Linked DNA regions of Homo sapiens: regions 2 and 3 are each linked to region 1. A link is a loop called in an ENCODE intact Hi-C map of the cell type or tissue named here. Cell type or tissue: MCF 10A. All regions are shown on one strand.

Region 1 (8,000 bases):
GCTATGCAAGGGCATGGTCCCACTACAGATCAGCACTAGAGTTTTGACCAGCTCTGTCTCTGACCTGGGCCAGTTCATCGTTCCTTAAGCAACCTGGTGGTCCCCCATTCCCATATTGATGGGAGGTCAATATTACTGATGAACTTAGTGGAGACACTTGATCGGTGGAGCACACTACAATACAGCCCAGAACCCCTAAGCTCAAGTGATCCCCCTACCTCAGCCTCCTAAGTAGCTGGGACTACAGGCACACACCACCATGCCTGGCAGTCCATACTTTCAGCCCTGTCTGTTCACCATCTTTACATTTGTGTACAAATTTCTTTCTCTTGGAAATCTAGAAAGATATAAAAAAATCACCCAAAAATGTGACAAACAGAATTGAACATGCTTTCCACTTTAAGTGTCCCTTCTTTTTTTTTTTTGTTGAGATGGAGTCTCGCTCTGTTGCCCAGGCAAGAGTGCAGTGGTGCGATCTCGGCTCACTGCAAGCTCCGCCTCCCGGGTTAACGCCATTCTTCTGCCTCAGCTTCCCAATTAGCTGGGAATACAGGCACCCGCCACCACGCCCAGCTAATTTTGTGTATTTTTAGTAGACATGGGGTTTCACTGTGTTAGCCAGGATGGTCTCGATTTCGTGACCTCGTGACCCACCTGCCTCAGCCTCCCAAAAGTGCTGGGATTACAGGCGTGAGCCACCATGCCCGGCCTAAGTGTCCCTTCTTCTCAGTAGTTTCAGATTTCTAGACCAGAGTGTAGATTTACAAGCTCAATGTTATCTTTTGCTTCCCCCTCTCCTTAGTCTCCTTTGTACCTCCTGTATAGTAACAGATTTGGTCTTGCCATAAGAGACATCTGGCCTTTGCTTCTGAAAGGTAATGTATATCATACCTGATAGGAATGTTTTTATTTAGGGGAGGGGCTGGCCATACCCAATAGTGGTAGGCTGGGGGCTGGCCACACCAGAAACACCAATTACATGTTTAGGATCAGGACTTTGGGTCACAAGGTAATAGTCAACCTAGGACTGATTTCAAACACGTGGACAATCAATCAATCATACCTAAGAACTGAAGCCCCAGTAAAAACCCTGTATAATGAAGTCTAGGTGAGCTCACCCAGTTTGCAATAATTAGTGCATATTGCCATATATTGATGCAGGGAGCACAACATGTCCTGAGGCCAACAGAAGCTTAGTTTTGAAACCTGCACAGATGTTGCCCTGTGTCACCTTCCTTTGACCAATTTTAATCTGTATCCTGTCCCTGTAACAAACTGCAACTGAGTATGACAACTTTCGGTGAATTCTGTGAGTCAACTACTGAACCTGAGGGTGGTTTTGGGAAACCCCCAAACTTGCACTTGGTCTGAGAAGAAAGGGCAGTCTTGTGGACTCTGCCCTCTAATCTCAGTATGGCTAATTCCAGGGACATACCTAATTTGTCATAAAGTCCTCCCAATTATTCTTCTATAAAGACTCAACTCAACACCTCCCCCTGATATTCACAGACAGTAGATCAAGCAATATTTTCTAACTGTGGCTGCCAGGGCCAGGGATTTCTCAAGCTGCTCTGGGAATGCGAGTAGAGAGTAGTGGGGTCTTAGAAATGTCATGGTTCGATTTGAAAACCACTGGTCCAACAGAGTGGACACAACCTTTGGAATCTGCCACTCACTTATTAAGTGACCTCGGGCAAATAATTTAACCTTTCTAAGCCTTGCTGTTAAAACTGCAAACAGGGCCGGGCGCGGTGGCTCACTCCTGTAATCCTAGCACTTTGGGAGGCCGAAGTGGGCGGATCACCTGAGGTCAGGAATTCGAGGTCAGCCTGGCCAACATGGAGAAACCCTGTCTCTACTAAAAATACAAAAATTAGCAGGGCATGGTGGCTTGCAACTGTAATCCCAGCTACCCAGGAGGCTGAGGCAAGAGAATCACTGGAACCCGGGAGGCAGAGGCTGCAGTTAGCCGAGATTCCACCACTGCACTCCAGCCTGGGCGAGCAAGATTCTGTCTCAAAAAACAAACGACAACAACAACAACAACAAACCTGCAAACAGCAATATCTACCTTCCAAACTAATTGTAGAATGAAGATAGAAAAGATGGGGAAAGCCTAATCCAGTGCCTGCCATACAGAAGATCCACAATAAATCATAAATAATCTCTCCAGTTACTGGTGAATATAAAAGACCATACGGATCTTCCATAGTTTCTCCCATTCAAGTCCACACTGCCAGAATGGTCATTCCCACATACCTTTTCTCATGTTATAATTGCATTTAAAAATAATAGTTCTCAATCACATCTAGATCAAATCAGGTAGCTTGACTGGAGATTAAGAAGCATGGCTATATTTCCTGCTTCTTAAACAGTCCTGAGCAAAAAAGTTGGATCAACTGAGTCCCTTAAATTTTTCCTAACATTCTCTCGATTCTTACCAAGGTACCTCTGTTCTACCTAAAGTGCCTACCTCTTACTTCTTCTCAATTCTTTTTCCTCACTCTGCCCCCTTATCTGGATTGCCTGTCAGGGAATCCAGACCCATTAATTCCTTTGGGACAGGGTATCGTAATTCACAGCTTCCTAACCAGAATGCAACTGCTTTGAATGATTCACAGGTATGCCTGAGATATTGATCCCTCTGCCCTCCAAGCATTAGGAGCAGAGCTTGAGACATTGGGGAAAGTGCACACTGATGGCCTTTGGCAATGAGCGGTTTATGTTAATGAGACACACAATTAACATTTTTTATGTATGTCATGATGTGAAAAAGATGTTGACCACTACCCTAACCTCACCCTACACAAATCTGCTTCTTTACTCATCATCTTGATGGTATAATTTTTGCCTAGCTGCCCTTTTGGGTAGGTGACAGTAAGACAGAGGTAATGGGGAACACGGAACTTATGAGTTATGAGGCCTACTCTAACTCTGTAACGTTGGGCAAGTCACAACTGTTTTAAGACTCAGTGTCTTCAGAATGAAACGTATATATGCACACTTTTTAAGTTAGTGGCAGGGCTCACCTCTATAATGAGGATATGAAAACTCAAAATGCTAGGTACTGGTTATCACTATTAACAAATGTTCCTTGAGTTAACTGATTAACAATATGATCCTATATGCTAAAAAGAATTCAAACGGAGAAATTTCAGTTTTTTTCTAGTCAACAAAACTGTCTGATCTTTTATTTGTCCAACTCCGCTTTTAAGCTGTCTACAGGAATGTACTGTGAAGTACTTATGTTGGAATGTACTGTGAAGTACATTCCTGCAAAACCAATATGGGTAGTTTTGACATCAGCAGCTAACTTTTCCAACACTGTGCCTAAATATGAAGAAGTCTTCCAGGGCTTGGTGATTTAACTGTACATCACCTTTCCATGTATGAAAAAATTCCAAAGTTCCACCATACCTTTTAATTTACTCTCAAGATTTACTCGGGCTCTGTGAACATCTGATTACCTATTTACAATCCATAAATCCTCCTTGTAAGATTCTTCCTGTGAAAATTTCCCAGAGGGCATATTTACTAAAGTGGTAATACATTATTTTGACCTGAGGACCCTTAGAAATGGCATGAAGTCAAAAGGTAATGTGTCGGGCTTACTACATAACATTCTAGAACTGTCGATTATCAGACAGTAACTGGTTTTAAAAAAAAGACCCTTTAGAAGAATCAATAAATCAGCCAAGTTATAAATCAGTGTGATCACAGGGGGTTCAAAAGAGTCTACAAGGGGAATGAGATTCTTAGATACACTGTCACCATATTATGAAATTCCCTTCCCTCCCTGGGGTCATCTCCTGCCACCCACTGCCTCCCCTGATCCCATCCCTTTGTCCCAACCAGACTCAACTTTCTGCAGTACACCATGTTCTTCCACAATTCTTTGCCTTGGCTCACACGTCCTTCTACCTCCATATCCTTCCCTTCCTCTTCACCTGGCAAACAACTACGACTCTTTCAAGGACCAGTAGACTGCAAGTTCCCTGAGAGTAGAAACCATAGTTTTGTTCAGAGCTGTTGTATCTTCAGCGCCTAGCATAGTAGGCGCTCAATAATTAATAAATGGAAGAATGGAGGCTCAAAGAATCTTAAAGCATCTCTCAGCTAAGAGCATAGCAGCTCTGCTTCACTCCTTCTCAACATACACATTTGGCTGGCTACCCCCTTTTCTGTGCTATGATACTGTGACTATTTCTACCATACATTTTTCACTTGTACTGTAATTCTCTGTTAACTGTATGAGGGCGAGGATAGTAAGATGTCATCCTTTATCCCCAGAACTTTCCACAATGCTTGAGACACAGTGGGGAGATAATAAATGTTTGCTGAATAACTGAACGGGGATGTCAGAGCAGCCCGAGGATATACAAGCACGCGTCCCATCTTCGTAGCCTCTGCGATCCTCGCGTCCGCGCCCGCGCCCGCGCCCGGCCCGGGTTTCCTCCTCCGAAGAGGCGGCCGCGTAGCCCTCCCTCGCAACTCCCCCCAGACGCAGCCCCTGTCTCCTCTGGCCAATTAAAGTCCAACCGCTGCCGCCGCTCCTTCGGTGGATCCCAAGCCCCCGCTCCGGCTGGGGCTCAACTGTGTGGAGGGAGGCTGACGATAGAGCCGCGCCGGCGACGCGGCGGGAAGGCGGGAAGGCTGCTCCACCGCTCGGCAGCCGCGCGAGGCGCGCCAAAGCCGGCCCAGCTGGGACTCCCACCTGCCCTGGCAACACTAAAGCCGCGGTCAGCGAGCGTGCTGCCGGCGTCCGCACCTTCCCCGGGACGAGCCCTGGGCCTGTCCCCCGCCCCCTCCACCCGCCGCCTCCAACCCAGGCTCGGCCGCCCCTTTCTCGGGCTCCGGCCCGGGCCTGGGGTGTGCAGCCCAGACCAGTGTCCCGGTCCCCGGCTAGGGGCAGAGGCAGGGGCTGGGACTCCGGGGACACCGGCCCACGGCCCTGCGGCCTCCGCCGCTGTCCTCGGCCCTCGGTCTCCAGACGCGTCCCGCCGGGTTCCCAGCGTGGCGGAGCGCGGGCCCGCGGCGCAGAGCACACTGACCTGGAAGTGCAGCGCCATCTTCCCAGGAGGCGGCGCCGGCCAGCCGGCCGGTCGGCACCCAGCGCCCGAGGGGAGGGAGCAGAGGCGGGCGCCGCGGAAGCCCCAGACGCCCGCGGGGTCCCTGCGCCGCTCGTCCTTCGCAGCCTCAGCCAGGCTTCGCGTCCGCATTCGAAGCGCTGGAGGGGCGGGGCTGGGAGGGACGGGGCGGGGCTGGGAGGGACGGGGCGGGGCGACGGAGGCGGTGCACGGGGCGGGGCCGATAGGGGCGTGTCCTCCGGGAATCTCAACCGTCCCTTGCGCTCAAGTTTCAACCGGCGTGTGTTGGTGGGTCATGACCTCCAACCTCTGCCCTTTGACACAACTACCACGACCCACCCGTCAGCCGTGGACCCTGACTCATAAGTCTTCCAAAGGCTCTCTTGACCCCTGACCCTCAAAATACAACTATCGCCCATGGCTCCCGACACCTGCATCTCCACAGATTTTCTTGTCTCCTAACAGCCAGGAACCACAGACACACACAGCCATAACCTTTGACTCCCACATGCCAGCTGTTGCCCTTGACCCCTGACTCCCAGGGCCCAAATTCCATTGTTGCTTAACAATGTTTTTAACTTGATTTTGGTTAAAATTAAACCGCCCATGTCTACATGCTGTTAAGTTGTAAAATTCAAGCTTTACCTCATTCTTTGTCTGCATTTTGTTTAATATGAACTTATATTTTACAACAAATGATTCCACTGCAATGAGAATTTATTGGAGCAGAATTGGGTCAAAGTTGCTGCTTTCTGATGTTCTCCGTTTTTTCTTCAAGTTCAGCATTTCCATTTGGGAGCACTGTGCTGTAGTATTTAAGAGGGAAACTCCCTTAAGCACTTCTTGTATTCAGGTCTGCTAACAACAAAGTCTCTCAGCTTTTGTTAACATAAAATCATCTTAATTCACCTTCATTTTTTAAAGGATAGTTTTGCTGGGTATAGAATTTCACATTGGCTTTTTTTTTAATCTTTCAGCATTTTAAAAATGTCTTCTCATTGTCTTCTGCTTGTCATTGTTTCTATTGAGAAATCAGCCATCAGTCTAATTGTTGCTCCTGTCTTTTGGCCCCCTCCTCAGGTACTTGAACATTTTTCTCTTTTTTTATTTTTTCTTTTTGTCTTCAGCACTTTGTGCTTGATGTCGCTAAGTGTGTGTGTGTGTGTGTGTTGTATTTATCCTGCTTGGGATTCATAAAGCTCTTTAAGTGTGAATGTAATCTTTTTTATCAAGTTTTGAAAAATCTTGGTCACTAGTTCTTTAAATATTGCATCTGTCCCCTTCTCTCTCTCTACCTCTCCATTCTGGAACTCCAGTTACATGTATGTTATAAGTTTTTGCTATATTCCTTATTTCTATTCTGTATTTTTTATTTGCCTGCTGTCCATTCCATAGAAACTCTGTTCTGCTGTGTCTGAGCTGCTATACATCCCCTCTATTGAATTCTTAGTTTTAGTTATAATATTTTCAGTTCTAGAATTTTCATTTAGAAAGTTGAAATTTTCATGGTTCCTCCTCCTCTCCCATTTTAAAAATAGATTCCAAGGCTTTGATGAAATTCTTTGTCTTTATTTTCTTAAACATTTTAACTGTATTATTTAAAGCCCTTATCTGTTAACTCCAATTTCTGAATCATCTGAGTCTTCCTGGGTTTTTGGTGCTTGGCCCTTGGCCCTTTTTTTTCTTTCTTTTTTTTTTTTTTTTTTTTTTTTTTTTTTTTACATATCTCATGATTTCTTGTTGAATTCAAACCATGTAGAAGAAAATTTGTAGAGGCTCTGGATGATAACAGGTTTCTCCAAGGAGGGCTAAGTTTTCTTGTGGTAGGCAGACAAGAGTACTAGTGGATCATTGAGTCTTTTTAATTCTGGTTAACTTCAGTTATGACCTTACTCCTAGGCCATGGTCCTTACTAGGTCTTACAACTAAAAGCCTAGAATGTGGCTGGGCATGATGGCTCATGACTATAATCCCAGCACGTTGGAAAGCCAGAGAGGGTGGATCGCTTGAATCCAGGAGTTTGAGACCAGCCTGGGCAACATGGTGAAAGCCCATCTCTACAAGAAATACAAAAAATTAGCTTGGTGTAGTAGCATGTGCCTGTAGTTCCAGCTACTCGGGAGGCTGAGGTGGGAAGACCCCTTGGGCCCAGAAGCTATAGGCTGCAGTGGGCCGTGATTGCACCACTGCACTCCAGGCCAGGCAACAGAGCAAGAATCTGTCTCAAAAAAACAAAAGCCTGGAATGTTTACCAAGATCCTTCCACCTTGTGGGGCTTGAACTCTAGTCTCTGTCTCTTCAGCCCTGTGTAGCTGCTGAAATCTTTGTTGAGCTCTTTAGGTGCTGTTGTTCTGCTGGATTTCTTAGAGTCTCTTCATGTGCATGTATATCTTAGGAACGGACACAAATTTGGGGACTCACATCTCTATAGTTTCTTTCTTTCTAGAATTTTGTCCTTCAAATCTCAGTTGCTCTTGTTCCGAAACTCCAGCCTTTGCTCCTAGCCTATTGAGACTGCTGCTTTCTATTTAGCTGTTATTCCTTGCTGCCACTTGGAAAATGCCTTGGGGTGATGACAGGGAGGAGCAGATGGGGAATCTAAGGTAAATTGGAATCTTACCCCTTGTGCTTTCCTTCTTTCAAGATTTGTGGCCACTTAAGTTCTGCCTTTTCTATTGCCTTTAGTTGTTAAAGATACTTATCTGTCGTGTGTGTGTGGGTGTGTGCATGCATGATTGCTGATAATTCATATTTACTCATAGTTTTATATATATTTAATATATGTGATAGAATTGTCATACACACACGTGTCCTATCTTTATAATAGTTTTCAGTGGGAGGTCTAATCCAACATAAGATACTTTATTATTATAAGCCTGTTTGCATCTTCCATGCTTCACCCTTGGTTTTCAT
Region 2 (8,000 bases), 110 kb after region 1:
CGTGTTTGTCTGTGGTTACCTTCCCTGCAAAGAGTCCCTGAGCCCAAGAAGATGGGCCAGGAGGTGAAGCCGTCAGGGCCCTTTATCCTGAAGAGACCACCAAGGAAGGGCAGATGGGAACCAGTGACAAACCTCTGAAGGGTCCCTGAAGCCAGAGCTCCAAAGCCCTTGTAAGGGAGAGGGTTGCTCTGCTGGTGTGTGTGTGTGTGCGCGTGCGCACGTGTGTGAAGTTGGAGGTTGTCTGACTCTCAGGAGTGTAAATCGACCCCTGTTGAGTGTGGTTCTCTGGGCTGTTGTCCCTGACGTCACCGACAGTGCCATCTGCAGTAAATCTCCCTCCACCTCAGCTGGCTCCTGCCCCATATGACCATTTGGGTCATGTCCCCCAACCCCACAGGGGCCCCTGCCAGACCAGCTGTCAGGCAAGGCAATTAACTCGTTTTACCAGACGACTCATGAGAAAATATCTCTGATTTGTGGGAACATGATAGATCTGGGAGCTGGCAAATGGCCACAGGGCAGGGACAGCCACCTGAACACAGAGTGCCAGCTCCCTCCCATCTCTGGTTTTGTTCAGCAGCAATTCCCACCTAGAGGCTCAAGCTGAGCTCTAGCTGCTCTCCCCAGCCTCCACCAGGATGACCCCGGCACCATGGGCCCTGACAGAAAGACCTGGAGCCAGGTCTTCGCAGGTGGGACTCAGGGACTGAGATCAGAATGAAGCAGAGGCCCTGCCCGTGACTTGCCTCCTGAGATCGTGTTGACATTGTCCTGCACTTGCACTCCACAGCGAGTTGGCCCTTCGTGAGATCGTGGTGTGTGTAGAATCTTCAGAGATTATGAACTGCCTTGTTCAACCATAATTTACAGGCTGGGGAAATATTATTTGAATTATATGTGGCTTCTTCACTCATTAGTTCAGTCAACATTTGCTAGCACCTGCTCTGGGCTAAGCCTTGTGGTAGGTCGTGGAGACTCAAAGAGGTATAAGACATGGTATATAAGACTCCCCTGGAGGGAGGGGTTCACAGACAACTGGAGGAGAGAAAGTTGTAAACAAGCAACCCACGATGTAAGGCAGGAAGTGCCATTATAGAGAAAGGGGCCTGAGGAGGTGGCAGAAAAGAGGCGGGAGGGCGTGACTACCTGGGACTCTGAGCAGACTCAGCAGGGAGGCAACACCTGGGTTCTTGATGATGAGCAGCCGGGCCCTTCTCAGTGGAGGGAACAGTCTGTGCAAAGGCCAGAGATTGTGAGGGGGAGAAGGAGTCTTAGGAAGACATCACGGTAGGTGACGGAAAGAGGAGTGTCAAGAGTGGGCCTGTGACCCATTAGGAGAAGCCAACAAGTTTGGTCTTTTTCACATAGACAATGGAGAGCCAATAGAGGATTTAACTGGGGAGCTGCTCACTTGGCAAATATAGCATGGGAACAGGGCTCATCTGCTAGACAAGAGTTCCAGTGGGGAGGTCATGTGGTCAGTGCCTGGAGACGCTGTGAGATTTAGGTGGAGAAACCTTTATGATGAGGCTGCAGACCAACTGTACTGCCCACCTTGCTAATCAACTCTGCAGGCCAGTAGGAAAGTGTATGTCCGGGTGCAGTGGCTCACGTCTGTAATCCCAGCACTTTGGAAGGCCGAGGCGGGCAGATTACGAGGTCAGGAGATCGAGACCATCCTGGCCCACATGGTGAAACCCTGTCTCTACTAAAAATACAAAAATTAGCCGGGTGTGGTGGTGTGCACCTGTAATCCCAGGAGAATCTCTTGAACCTGGGAGACAGAGGTTGCAGTGAGCTGAGATCATGCCACTGCACTGCAGCCTGGTGACAGAGTGAGACTCCACCTCAAAAAAAAAAAAAAAAAAATAGATAAAGTATGGACGACTCAACAAACTTCAGTCCCTACAGCTGGTTGGAAGGGCAGTGTCGAAAGTACATCTTGTCCCATTAAGGGTGGCACATAATCATTAACAGTAGATCATGCTCAAGCCAATATATAAACGTGGACATAAACTCATGGAAGTTTAGAGCAGAAAGGTTCTTATACCATCTTTTCATTAAGTTTTATTTTTCCATTGAGTTCTGAGACTAATAATCCTCCTCCTTTCCCCCTTTTCTAATGATCAAGGACCTTCTTTTATTTTAAAGATGGGAAAATTGAGATCCTGAAAATGTACACGAATTGCTCCGGGTCCCACTTGTGGCCAACAGCAGCGTTAGAACTCCCGAAGGCACACGTGGGGCTGTGACTCTCTGATTATGAAAGGACACCATTGCAAAGTACCTATAAGTGGGGATAGACTGATACAATTGCTTAGGAAACTTATGGAGGAAAACACACACACTCTCTTCTTCTTCTTGAATTATCTTGATCCCCAGACCAGAGGTTATTGATTTGCCAGCCATGTTTTCTCAGTTTCTGCAAGATTGGCCTTCATATCCTGGGAAGAGATAACAGGACAGTGAGAGGAGTGGAGAAAACACCTCCCTTCTTTCATTGCTGCCTGTTCCATTCAGGGAGCCCCTGTGACTCCAAAAGTGGCCTTTCTCCTCTGAGCATCTTAACAGAGGTTTCAGTAGAGGGTACTATACTAAATAATGCAGCCCTCCTTCTTTCTTCCATGCCAGAGAAGTTTACAAAACAAGGAGGAAGACTTCTACACCTCACAGCCAGGATTCCCTGCTCTGGCTCTCGGCTGCTGCCTCAGGGTGAATCTGTTGCTAGGTCATCGTGGCATCTCTGCAGGTATGTATTTTACATGTAACTCACTAGGAAGGATGAATTCAAAATTTTCTCTTTCACTCCTATCTAGAGCTGCTATATTTAGCAATAAAAACCCAGGAGGTCTAGTTAAATTTGAACTTAAGATAAACAATGAATGCTTTGCTAGTATGAGTATGTCCTAAATATTGTATCATTTGGTGTTTATCTGAAACTTAAATTTAACTGGACATGCTGGTATTTAATGTGACAACTATACTCCTACCATAAGCAAAATGGCCCGTATGCATTTTCTCTGCCCAGAGAGCAATTGCTTACACTTGTTTTTGCTACGATGCTCTGCTTGGAACTTGTTAAAATAGTTGGTCAAAATATGCATGTGCCTCGGGAATTCAAATGCCTGCATTTCTAGAATAGTGTGAGAAATGGAATCCAAATAGCAACACTTCTGATGATGAGTCACCAGCAGTGTATATTTGCCTGCTGCCAGTTCCTTCTTTGACTGGACTGAAAGGTCAGATAAGTGAAAAACAATAGCCAGCCACCGACTTCTACCGGAGCCCAGGCCATTAAGCACCTTTGATTTTCAATGGGCTGTTTTGGTGTTGGTAACCATTATGGTTAATGTGTAATTAGACCATGGAAAACACCTGCTTGAAGCCAGGGCTTGTCCCTGCTCTTTAAACCATATCTTTACTGATTGAACTATTAATAATTTGCTCATACCCGAGAGAAGGGTCGTCCCTTCCCAACCTCAGTCATTTAGAACTAATGTAACCCTTTAAAAGTTACAGAATAAAATTCACACACAGTGAAGGAAAGAAATCGTCTATGGACATGACCCAAGAGCATGGCAAAAGAGTTTCTGGCATGCCCCAAACGCTAATCGAGGTGGCTGGGTAATGTCCTGGTGGAGGAAAGAAGTTGTAACTAAGGCTGACACGTCTTCGGTAGAATTGCATGGTCTCTGGAGAATAGGAGAGTTTGCCAGTGGGGATGGTCAGCTTGGAGTCTTGAGATAGGAAACTCACAGAACAAGAATTCGGTAGTGTTTTTCCAGGGCCTTCCAAGGGAGAGAGGCTGGAATCTGCCAGAAATGTTTTAGGACATTGGAAAAGTTGTCACTGATGGAGAAAGGGTAGTTCATGAGACCTCAGCACAGGTCCGGGTGACAGGCCCTCTACCCGCCACCAACCTCCTTTTCCTTACCCTTTATTTCAGCTCAAGAAGTGATGTTCTTTTTATAATATGGCTTCCCTTTTCAATTTGTTTTTGGGGTTACCAGCACTGACTGTGTTGCATAACCTACCTTCCTTCCTTCTCTCTCTCCTTTCTTCCTTGCTTCCTTCCTTCTCCCCTTCCCTCCTTCCTTCCTTTTTCTTTTATTCTTCTTCCTTCCCCCACTTCTTGTTCTTTTTCCTCTTCTTGTTGCTGTTCTTGTCCTTCTTGTGATCTAATTCTTAGAATACATTTGTCAAGTGGAGTTAATTGTGGTTTGTATAAGAGCCTCTTGTGACTTGGGTTGTATGAGCTGGTTCTCTCTAAGGCTGGATAACTCTCAGAGCACTGGCAAAATCAAGTCCCTGGGCTTGGCATGCTGGAGGGCAGGTCCTGGAACACAGCAGCCACACCTAGGCCTTCTGCCTGGCCTGGCAACAGCTCTGTACTCTCTTGAACTTAGTCAAGAGAACACATGATATGCAGTTTTGTGTTTTATAACCAATCCTGTTTCGTTCCACTTTATGTGAACTTATCGAATTACACAAATCTCTTCTGGAGTGAAAGGAGGTATAAACAAGCAAACAAATACATCAGTGAATACTAGGCATCCACTGGTGGATCATACCCAGTTAAATATACCCAGTGTCCCTATTGCTGATGAATCCGGGACCCCAGCACCACAGATTCGGCACTTCAATTTGCCTGCTGGACATTCCGTTCTCTCAGCCATCTGAAAAATGGGCCCCAGAGCCTTTACATTAAATAGCTATTCACTGCCAGGCTTTTCTTGGCAAGATGCCAATTGGCCAAACTTCCTGTGTGGCTGTGGAAAAGGGGAGTAGCTGTTTTGCAATTGCAAGTGCATATAGAGCAGGTATACCTTTGTAATCACCTTATACATCGTATATGATCTGTGAGGAAGCTGTGCACAAAGGCGGGGGTTCTTACCACAGGGAAGACTGGCTGGCACATCCAATGCCATCACTGCACCGTTCTGGAGATTGTGTTTGCCATGTGGATGCCGAACCAAAAGGAATGTCTGTGGCGATATCTCCAGTTTCCCTCCTTTTGGTTGTATTTTTAGGTCTTATTGCCCAGGAGGCTGACTTTAATAATGTAAGAAGGAGGCGATGAATTTAAGGCTTATTCATCCATTCATGAAATAAATATTAACCAAGTACCTGCTATGTGCCCAGCACTATGACCCCTTTTAGCCTAACAGGAGCAAATGTGAGAAGCAAACATCTTGTTTAGCTGGTTCAGGGGTGACCAACATGTGGTTTGGTAGCCTGGACTGATATCTTGTTAGGTATATTAGAACTGCACATCACCATGAGGTCCTGAAGTTGGGAGTGGAGCCGATGCTAGGACAAAGCTGGGAGGGCAGGACAGGAGAGATGTCCAGACCTAGGCAAGGATCCAGGATGCTCCCCAACATCCAAATCCAAGGCCCCATGCAGAGTACTTGACTCTTATTATCTACATCACATGGTTTGAGCCAGGAAAATAGCTGGCAAGGTAAGTGGTTAAAATACTGGGTATGGTGTCAGGAGCTAGAAAAGCTGTAAGAATGAGAGGGGAAGTGTCAGATAAAACTGCCAGGATGACACAAGAGAAACATCTCTCCATCCATCCATCCATCCATCCATCTATCCATCCATCCATCCATTCATCCATTCACCCACCCATCCATCCACCCATCCATCCATCCATCGATCCATCCATCATTCCATCTACCCACTCATCCATCCACCTATCCACCTGTCTGTCCATCCATCCATCCATCCACCCACCCACCCACCCACCCACTCATCTTTCCATCCATCCACCCATTCATCTATCCATCCACTCATCCATGCATCCACCCATCCATCCATTCATCCATCCAACAATCCATCCATCCATCCATCCACCAATCCATCCATTCATCTATCCATCCATCCATCCATCCATCCATCCTTCCATCCGCCCATCCATCCATCCATCCATCCATCCACTCATGCATCCATCCATCCATCCATCCATCCATCCATCCATCCATTCACCCACCCGTCCATCCATCCATCCATCCACCCACCCACCCACTCACCCATCCACTTATCCATCCACCCATCCACCCATCCACCCACCCATCCACTCACCCATCCACCTATCCATCCACCCATCCATCCATCCACCCATCCACCCACCCATCCATCCACCCACCCATTCCTCCATGTATCCATCCATCCATCCATCCATCCATCCATCCATCCATCCATCCATCCACTCATGCATCCATCCATCCATCCATTCACCCACCCGTCCATCCATCCATCCATCCACCCACCCACCCACTCACCCATCCACCTATCCATCCACCCATCCATCCATCCACCCATCCACCCACCCATCCATCCACCCACCCATTCCTCCATGTATCCATCCATCCATCCATCCATCCATCCATCCATCCATCCATCCGTCCACTCATCCATCCATCCATCCATCCATCCATCCATCCATTCATCCATTCACCCACCCATCCATCCACCCATCCATCCATCCAGCCAGCCAGCAAATATTTATCAGTATCCATTCTGTGAAATACAAAGATAAATAAAAACATACTGGTTACCCTTAAGGAGCTTAAAGCATAGTAGGGAAGAAAGGCAATTAATAATGATTATAAATACTAGTTGAGCCTTGCTATGTTCAATGCATTTTTTGTTCCAGTTCCCCAAACCCTTATTCCCATGGGGTGGCACAAAGAGGGCCAGGTGTCATCTGTACCTGCTGTGGGTTGCGTTATGGGAGAGGAGCCCTAAGCCTAGGGAACCCAGATATTTCATAATGGAGAGTAAGCCTACCTGCTCTTTACATTGAAGGGAGACACTATATCTTCTGAGGCTATTTGCTTTGCAAACATTCTTGAAAAGATTGTAACCAAAGCAGTGTCTCTGCTCAGAAGACGTGCAGAAACACAAAAGACTCTTGGAAAAATGCTTCCCAACAATGAGAGGCTTTATTTTTTAGGATGACAGTGTTTTGGAAACAGTGAGAAACAGATACTGAGAGAAGTCCCTAGCCTGGGTACCCAGAGAGCCTTTTACCTTCCTCTGGTAGGACTCAATCCTGGTGTTGGTTACCCTAGACCAGGCCAGTGAAACAGGTAAGTCCAGAAGAGGGAACAGGGGTGGCAGCATTGGATACTCTCTCTCCTACTGGTGAATCAAATGCTTTACTTTATGAAAAACATGGATTCATCCTATTAGCATGTTGGAGCAAGTATCTAAATAGAAAAATAGTCCACCCTGGGGAGGCATGTGGGGTAGAGCAGGGTATATTGTCTACATTTCAATGTGATGATCTCAGGGAAGCAAGGACATTAAAATCTGTTGAGGATCTATAATGTACCCGGTGGTGCAATCATTTCTACAAACTTCATTTCATTTAATCTCATAGGAACTTTTTTTTGTTGTGGCAAAATACACATAACATAAAATTTACCATTGAAATCATATTAAAGTGTACAATTCAGTGGCATTAAGTCCATTCATGAGGTTGTGCAACCATCACCATGATCTTGTGTGAGAACATTTTCATCACCCCAAACCAGAAACCCTGTACCCATGAAGCAGGTACTCCACATTCCTCCTGCCCCAGCCCTGGAAACCATTCATCTGTTTCTGTCTCTGTGGCTTTGTCTGTTCTGAATAGTCACCATCATCTTTGATAGAGATCCTGTTATTCCCAGTTTACAGATGAGGAAGCTGCAGCTCGGAGGAGCTCACCTCCTGTCCAAGCTTGCAGAGGTGGCAGGGGGTGGATGTGATGGGTCTGTATGAGCTCCCTAGGTGGACGAGGAAGGTCAGTCAGTCTTGTTGCCCTCACGTCACCTTCAGGAGCACACCCACTGTTACTGTGTTCAGGGAAGAGGAGAGGAAGTAGGACTCCTACCCACCGGGCATGAATCAGAGGGAGGCAGGAAGGAGAGGGGCTCCAGGTGGAGAGAGGGTCCAGGCTGTGGGTAGCAGAGGCTGGTCAGCAGCAGGGTCAGGCCCCACGGTGGTGA
Region 3 (8,000 bases), 53 kb after region 1:
ATTTTGAACAACGTGATCACTGGGACTGCTCTGGGTAGGGGATAAAATGGACAGGTTTCGAATATTAGAAGTTTTTACTGAGAACTCTGATGTAGTAGCTACACTTTAGTGCAGAGTGATACAAAATCCAAGAGTCAATGTTCCCCCCGCAAAGTGTATTCTCAAACTATAAAAATATCATTCAACAACAAAAAAGAGAATTCCAAGTGATAAAGAATGCTTAGAAGAAAATCTGTGACATTTTTTGAGAATTGGCTCTTTTGCTATCACCAGGCTCAGCTGTTTAACTGCAAGGCAGGTGTTGTGGTGCAGTGATGTCAAAGAAAACATTGGCTATGTCACCAGCATTTACTATTTGCTTGGCAGAAGATATTAATGGTAGGGTTTATATGTGTGTCTTGAGCATATATGTGTACCGTTTGGGGTTGGGGGAACATGAGGATAGAAGGATGTGAGCCCATTGAGTTTGTACTGTGATACATACCTTCTCCAGATTGGATCTTATAACAATCATTGTATAGATGACCACTTGATTTGGTGGGTAGCTAATATGGTATATTTATTTCACAGTTTCACATCTTTATCATTGTTTTTATATAAAAACAATGCTTAAGTGGGGTTTCAGAACAGATATTTCCTTTTAAACTTTTTTTAAAAAATCACAAATATGATTGGCTCATACAACCACATTTCACCTCTTTTCACCAGCACTCCCACCCATTCCCGTTAGAAATATTTTGTTAAAAAAATCAGGTGATCAAACTCATAGAAACTGAATTGTGAGAAGTATAATGGGAAAAGGAATGAGAACCTGTGGCTCTAGGGAGTTACAGAAGGGAAATCATCTTTTAGAGCCTTGGTTTATTTCTGACAGGAAAGGTAAAGCCGTGCATTTATTAGAACAGGAAGCTAAGAAATTAAAGATGGCGAGATTGTCTAAAATAACTGAGGCTGAACTGGAAGCCTTTACCCTGGCACACTCAAAAATCACTTTTGGTACTGTTGGCTGAGACTGGCCGAGGAATGTGCATCTCTGGCTGGATTTGGAGAGGGCAGCTCACCCGCAACCTGAACATAGGTTCTGTAACGTATCTCATTGTTACTCAGAAAGTTCAGTACTCAGGGCCAGCACGCTCCTGCTCATGCGGGATAAGCCACTCATAGCAGACCAGCTGGAAGGATCAGGGATCTGAGCAAAGCCAAGTTTACTTAAGCTAAGCCACTTGTTCCTGGGTCAAGCAGTTTGTTTTCTAATAAGCATCATTCCTGATCATTAGAGCAAAGGGATGAATGCTCCTCTTGGAATGATACAGGGGATCTGCCACTGGGAGAGTGTTGCTCAGTGTTAGAGTAGCAGCAATGACAGAATGACAGCGACTCTCTGAGTCAACCCAGTACTTTTAGTACCCCATCACTATGTGAATAAAGGCAGCTAGAAAATGGACTCAATTCTGCAAGCCTTCATGGCAACAGCCCATATTAAGACTTCTAGAACAAGTTAAAAAAAAATCTTCCATTTCCATCCATGCATGGGAAAAGGGCTTTAGTATAGTTTAGGATGGATGTGTGTATAATAATAAAATGATAAGATATGCATAGTGGGGGAATAAAGCCTCAGAGTCCTTCCAGTATGGGGAATCCATTGTATCTTAGAACCGAGGGATTTGTTTAGATTGTTGATCTACTAATTTTTTCTTCACTTATATTTGAATTTTCAATGATAGGACTTATTGGAAATTGGGGATAATTCTGTTGTGGTATTAAATAATATTCATTATTTAAAAACTCATCTTGGTATTGAGTTAGTGCATTGACTTCCAATGAATTGACATAAGCCCATATTTCATTTTAACCAGAAACAAAAACTAGAAAATGTTACTCCCTAAATAGGCAACAATGTATTTTATAAGCACTGCAGAGATTTAGTAAAAAACATGTATAGTTACTTTAGAAACAACTTCTGACACTTGAGGGTTACCCAATGGTCTCCTTCCCATTCTTTATATGAGGTAAATGCAAACCAGGGAGCCACCGAATAAACAGCCCTGAGTACATTTGTAATCTTGGGCTCCATGGGAATGTCCTTGATTAAGATGAAAGAGGAATGGACTGATGTTTCTATTACAAGATCCTATAATGCTAGGACTTCTACACAGCTTAGAACAATGGTTGGAGCTTCATTCTTTGAGCAGAAAGACTCAAATATTATTTCAGTCACTTGTAGCACCATTGGATGTGGGTGCACACTTGGCCTAAAATACCATTTACATCATTATCTTGTCCTGTTGAAGACCTATGGCATGCAAGAAATTTAACATTGACTCAAAAATACATGTAGTATGCCCAGTAAAATACATTGGCTAGCATAAAAATCAAAGGAAACAGTAGTTTGGAATAGTGATCAACATTACTGGGGTTTTGAATTGTGAAATAATCAACAATCCTGCCCATCTTTTCTCGGAAGACAAACTTGAACTTGTCGCTGGTTTTCATTGTCAAGTCACTGTAGTCAACGTTGTCGCTGGAAATTTCAATGCTGGCAAAGCTGATCTTCCGTTTAAAGCTGGAGATGGAGCTGTTGATGATATTAGTAATACTGACTTCTTCTACTTCCTTTGTTGTCCCCTAGTTCATAGACAATGCAGTTAGCTTAAAAGACTTGACTCAGCAAAATAAATAAGTAGGTAATGAGCTAATAAAAAGTTTAGAGGCCTAAGTGTTGAATAATTAGGCTTAATAGAGAGTGGCATTGAGTGCTTCAGAAATTGGCCAATAAGCCAGGCTTGGGCTCCTGTTGCCCTGTTTGGAGACACCTATTTGTAGGTCACCAGCATATATAACAGGAGGAGTAAACATGGCCTACTGTGGATATCCTGAGCAGTGTGCCAGATGCGAAATGCTCAGGCTTTGAAGTTAGTGGACCTGGGTTCAAATTCCATTCGGCCTCTCACTATTGTGAAACTTTAGTCACCTCAATCCCTCCAAGACTTTATTTCCTCGCCTGCCAAATGGTGATTGGTATTGCCATCTTGAGACTGATGGGAAGATTAAATGGTAAAAAATGGAAAGCATCTGGTAGGTGTTTGATGACTTCAATTCTGTTCCAGGGAGAAAGGAGTAACTGATTACGAGAGATAATAGAAATCAGCTGTGTCTTAAAGGCTTTGCCACCAAAGCAGAAATAGTGATGCTCCCTGCCATTGCAAGGAGTTGCCATTCTCCAACATGGCTGGGGTCAACTCCCAGGAATGTGGGAGTGTAGTGAAGTCAGAGAGAGTGTGGTTTGGTTCCTTGACCAGGCCGCTTGCTAGGTGTGGGGTCTTATGGGAGTTACCATATCACTGTACAGGACAATGAAATGAGTACCATTATTATCCCAATTTTACCCTTGAGAAATGTGCCACATCAATTAGTGGCACATTTCTCAAGAGTAAAATTGGGATAATAATGGTACTCATTTCATTGTGTTGTTGGATGAACTAAAGGAGATGTTGACGGATGTTTAGGACACAGTGAGTACTCCATAGTGCAGTGATTATCATATACACAGCAGAATAAGAGCTTTCTGGTGTCTTTAGAGGAGGCTGTCAGTATTTCACCAATGTCCATTTTGCCAATCTAGTAAATCCAGATTCTTGGGCGGGGGGATGAGGAGGTAACTCAACTTCCTTCCTCCCTCATAAGGAAGCCTAAGGGAGCAAAATAAATAAAAGCCATGTTCCTCTTTGGCTGGCACACGTGGTCATTTGCCTTTGGTGCTTGGATGACATGACTATGAAACATTACTCACTGTAGCCAAACCCAAGGGAAAAAGCAACTGGATCTTTGGGTCATTTTGATTCCTCATTCTACACTATTAGATCCTCCGTGGTCCTAGCACTTTGCTCAAGGTGGGCACCTCTTCTGAACTGGATCCCTATCATTTTCTTGCTTCTTAGCATGAACTTTAGAATGCCATTATCTATCAAATTTGGCTTCCAAATAACACTAGGGGTCCATGAACCTGTAAAGGGTGATAGTTAAGAGCATGGTCTAATGCTCTCTGCAAGTGGGAATAGCGGATAAGTGTCAGGCTTTGGAACCAAGTAGGTTTAGGTTGGAATCCCAGCTCTACCTCTTAGTATCTATATCCCCTGCGGTAAGTCTCTTTCCCTTCTTGTTATCAGATTTCATAAATTTAAAAAAGGAGACAACCTTATTGGGTTGTTATGAGCATTTAAAATAATATAGTATTTGCAAAAGGCTTGTTACTGTGTCTGGCACATGTAAATGCTTGATAAATAATGACTATTATTATTATTTAGAGAGCTGGACTATAGTGTTCCATTGCTAAACCAAATAATGACAGTTTTTCTCAATTAGCAGAAAAATATGCTCACCAAGAAATTTGTCACAATCTAATATTTCCATACATTTTTCAGTAAAGCATTACTTGTATAATTTAAGGACAAAATAATGCAACAAAAGAATTAAATAGTAAATATATATTAATATAAAACTTGCAAGCAGCTGATCATGTTTTTTTCATATTGGATTCTTCATGGATGCTTGCTCCTGTGGTTGTGATTTTATGCTGCATACAGATAACATATTTTCTGCTGGAAAATTAAACATATTAATATCTCATTGTATTTGGTGAAAAGAATGGTCTTTTTCAAGGGGCACCATGACTTCCAGCTGCTCCCACCTGAACAAGGATAAGACTCACTGGAGCACAGGGAATCACTGCGGGTGGGGTGGGGATAGAAGCCAGGTCCAGCCCATGTCTACAGATCAGCACACGGCACCAGTGATGGATCATACACAGGGCCCTCAAGACTCTTACCCTATCTTTGGCTGCCATCTGCTGTAAGGAACTGTAGTGAGCAACTGCATATTCTAGCAAGGCCCCAAACACAAAGCTAAAGCAGATCCCCAGGTACACATCGATGGCCTTGATGAAGCAGTTGGTGTTGGGAAGAGAAGTGCGGGACCCGATCATCAGTGTGGTCATTGATAACACGGTCGTCACTCCTGGGAAAACAGGCAGGGGATGTTCCTACAAAGTGACTGGTTAGTCCTCCACCATAGCCTGGCAGAGTGTCCCCATTTGAGAATTGGCAGGGTGAGGGCAAGACCCAGAAATGGAATGCATCTCATTTTGAAAAGTCTGCGACCTTCTAGAATAGGGTTGATTTGTCCATTTTGTACAGATATGAGGGATGTGTTTTTTTTTAATGTTTCACGTTCTGTCTTCTCCTGGGAGGGGGTGATAAATATGCAAAAGAACTGACAATAGACCATCTAAGCACAATGATCCCTTACTTGTCACTGTAAAACTTAAGTTTAAAAATGCACCACTCCTGGCAGGGCATAGTGGCTCACACCTGTAATCCCAGCACTTTGGGAGGCCAAGGTGGGCAGATCACTTGAGGTCAGGAGTTCAGGACCAGCCTGGGCAACGTGGTGAAACCCCATCTCTACTAAAAATACAAAAATAAGTTGGGCATCATGGCACATGCCTGTAGTCCCAGCTACCTGGGATGATAAGGCAGGAGAGTCACTTGAACCTGGAAGGCAGAGGTTGCAGTGAGCCGAGATCACGCCAGTCCACTCCAACCTGGGCAACAAGAGTGAAATTCTGTCTCCAAAAAAAAAACAACAACAAAAAACCCAGAATCCTAAAGTAGTCTCTTTCTGTCTCTCTCTTTCTTTCTCTGTAAAAGAATCTCCCAAGAAAACAACTCTTGGAACTGCCTTAGGAATATCAATGAAGACAATGGTAAAAGGAAAAAAAGTAAGTAACCTGATAAGCCAGTTCTTAGAAATCTCCTGTTGGAGCTGCTTACCAATGCAGGTTCTTGCAGGGACTGAATCGAGAGAGATCCAAAATGAAACCCAGGACAACACCACCAGGAAAGTGGAAGGAACGTAGGTTTCCAAAATGAAATACAGAACATTCCTCCGAAGCTCAAACTGTAAGACCAATCTAGTGTAATTTCCTGAAAGGGTAAACAACAGATAGGAAATTGTGTCTGTTCGTGTAGCAAGTGGTTTCTCTATGGGATGCTTAACTATATGTACATTAAGCCCTCTGTCATTGATCTAAATCTGGTTATGTATGAACTGTCATTATGATTTCCACAGGAGACACTGCTGTTGCATTGAATGGGATTTATAGGGGCGCTGTCCTGCCTTATGTCCAACCTGGGCTTTTCTGAATCACAGTATTCCTACAGCAGTGCAATCAATACTGGTTTTCTTGACGTCTGCCTCACTAGACAGTGAGTTCCTTGGGGGCAAACACTGAATCTTTCAGTTCTGCACTCACAAAGTAGTTGTTCAATAAATACCTGTTTAATGAAGATTACCTGTGACCATCTGTTTCTCAAGGAATACTATGGAATAGACCTAATGGACCTATTAAATATAAGTGAATTTTTGATGATTTCAGAGGCACCCCAGATTTTATACTACTTCAGGGCCATCCTTAGGGAATCTAGCAGTGTATTCTAGATGTGGGAAAGGCATGTGTTAGAGAGCTATCAGTAACAGAATTCTCTGTGGTAAATAGGCTACTGTAGCACAAAACATATATGTCCATGGGTTAGAGTCCCAAGCTCTGCTCCTGCTGTGCTTCTATTATGGGGAGGTGAGCAGTAGTGGCCAGCACTGGTGTGGATGCATGAATGAAGAGGTTATCCTCTGGGAACAGGAAAAGTCTGGCTTAGATTGTTGTTGGGGAAAAACAGGATGGTGAATGGGAGCTGCTCCAACCCTCTGTCACCCCCAAATTAAAGCCTGAAATGAGAAATTATACCATTAAAAAAACAACAGACATATGCCTGGATAAATATAGTATAGAATAAAAATATGTACTTTTCGAGCTTGGTGAGACCCTAGAGATTACTTATTATTTTACTTTATTGATGGGTAAATTGAGACACAGGAAGTTTTAGTGATTTGAAAAGGACCTGGAGTTGATGTTAGAAGAAAGAATAAAAACCAGGTCTTTTGCCCGTTGGTCCAGGGATGTTTTATCAGTCTACACTGCCTGCTTTATTTTCTTGATTTTGAAAGTCAATGTTTTAAAAACAAACAAGCAAACCTTAGAATCAACATTTGACTAAATAACGACCCTCTTTTGTACCTAAAGAGGGTGGTTATGTGCTACATGAGATTACATAATTTTGAAAACTGAAGCCATTTTTTATATGAACCCAACTTGGGAATCCAGATTTGGTAAACTATGACTGCATAGCCCTAATTTACAAAGTTGTCTTTAAAAATAAAGTGTATTTATTTGCCCATTATAAAAATAATTCATGATAATTACTTAAATTTTGGAAAATAAAGCCAGGCTTGGTGGCTCATGTCTGTAATCCCAGCATTTTGGGAGGCCAAGGCAGGTGGTTTGCTGGAGCTCAGGAGTTCGAGACCAGCTGGGAAACATGATGTAACCTCATCTCTACAATAATACAAAACATTACCCAGGCATGATGGCACACACCTATAGTCCCAGCTACCAGTGAGACTGAGGTGGGAGGATCACCCAAGCCCAGGAGGTGAATTTTGCCGTGAGCTGAGATTGCGCCACTGCACTCCAGCCTAGGTGACACTAGAGTGAGACACTGTCTCAAATAAATAAAATAAAATAAAGTAAAATAATAAGTAAATAGATAAAAGAAAAAAGAAAAGAAAAATTTGGAAAATAAGAAAAGTAGAGAGAAAAAATCATCTTTCCTTCTATTCCAGTCTTTTCTCTATACATACCCTTTAGTTTCTAATTTTCATGTAACCATGATCTTGGTGTGACATATGATTTTTAATGTCACCTAGGCTCAACTAAAATACACAGTAGGCCGGGCGCGGTGGCTCATGCCTGTAATTCCAGCACTTTGGGAGGCCAAGGCGGGTGGATCACTTGAGGTCAGGAGTTCGAGACCAGCCTGGCCAACATGGCGAAACCCCTCTCTACCAAAAATACAAAAATTAGCCGGGCATGCTGGAGGATGCCTGTA

Evidence for each region. Peaks named below come from ENCODE experiments on the same cell type or tissue, not always from the same donor. Only the 100,000 strongest peaks of a DNase experiment are listed, where the experiment ranks them.
Region 2: a loop joins it to region 1, with 2.8 times the contacts of the local background. A loop is called at or near these places in 3 of 110 quality-filtered maps.
Region 3: a loop joins it to region 1, with 7 times the contacts of the local background. A loop is called at or near these places in 3 of 110 quality-filtered maps.

The regions. Positions count from the first base shown.
Region 1 is chr5:170,859,103-170,867,102 of GRCh38, reverse strand. It overlaps RANBP17 (RAN binding protein 17), which reads right to left and starts at 5,085. Exons shown (of 28, transcript NM_022897.5): 1 at 5,052-5,085. The coding sequence starts at 5,069. It also overlaps the pseudogene RN7SL623P. In MCF 10A, a CTCF peak has its summit at 4,944; DNase peaks (open chromatin) are centred at 4,762 and 5,172.
Region 2 is chr5:170,752,610-170,760,609 of GRCh38, reverse strand. LOC107986473 (a long non-coding RNA gene) reads left to right here and starts at 2,143. Exons shown (of 3, transcript XR_007059044.1): 1 at 2,143-2,749. RefSeq lists enhancers at 709-1,239, 7,629-8,000. In MCF 10A, no CTCF peak of the experiment used is centred here; DNase peaks (open chromatin) are centred at 3,189, 4,369, 4,739 and 7,629.
Region 3 is chr5:170,806,581-170,814,580 of GRCh38, reverse strand. GABRP (gamma-aminobutyric acid type A receptor subunit pi) reads right to left here. Exons shown (of 10, transcript NM_014211.3): 8 at 5,829-5,981; 9 at 4,826-5,013; 10 at 534-2,625. The coding sequence ends at 2,323. Among named protein-coding and RNA genes, the nearest start is that of GABRP, 27 kb to the right of the region's middle. In MCF 10A, a CTCF peak has its summit at 4,851 (motif pointing left); a DNase peak (open chromatin) is centred at 4,830.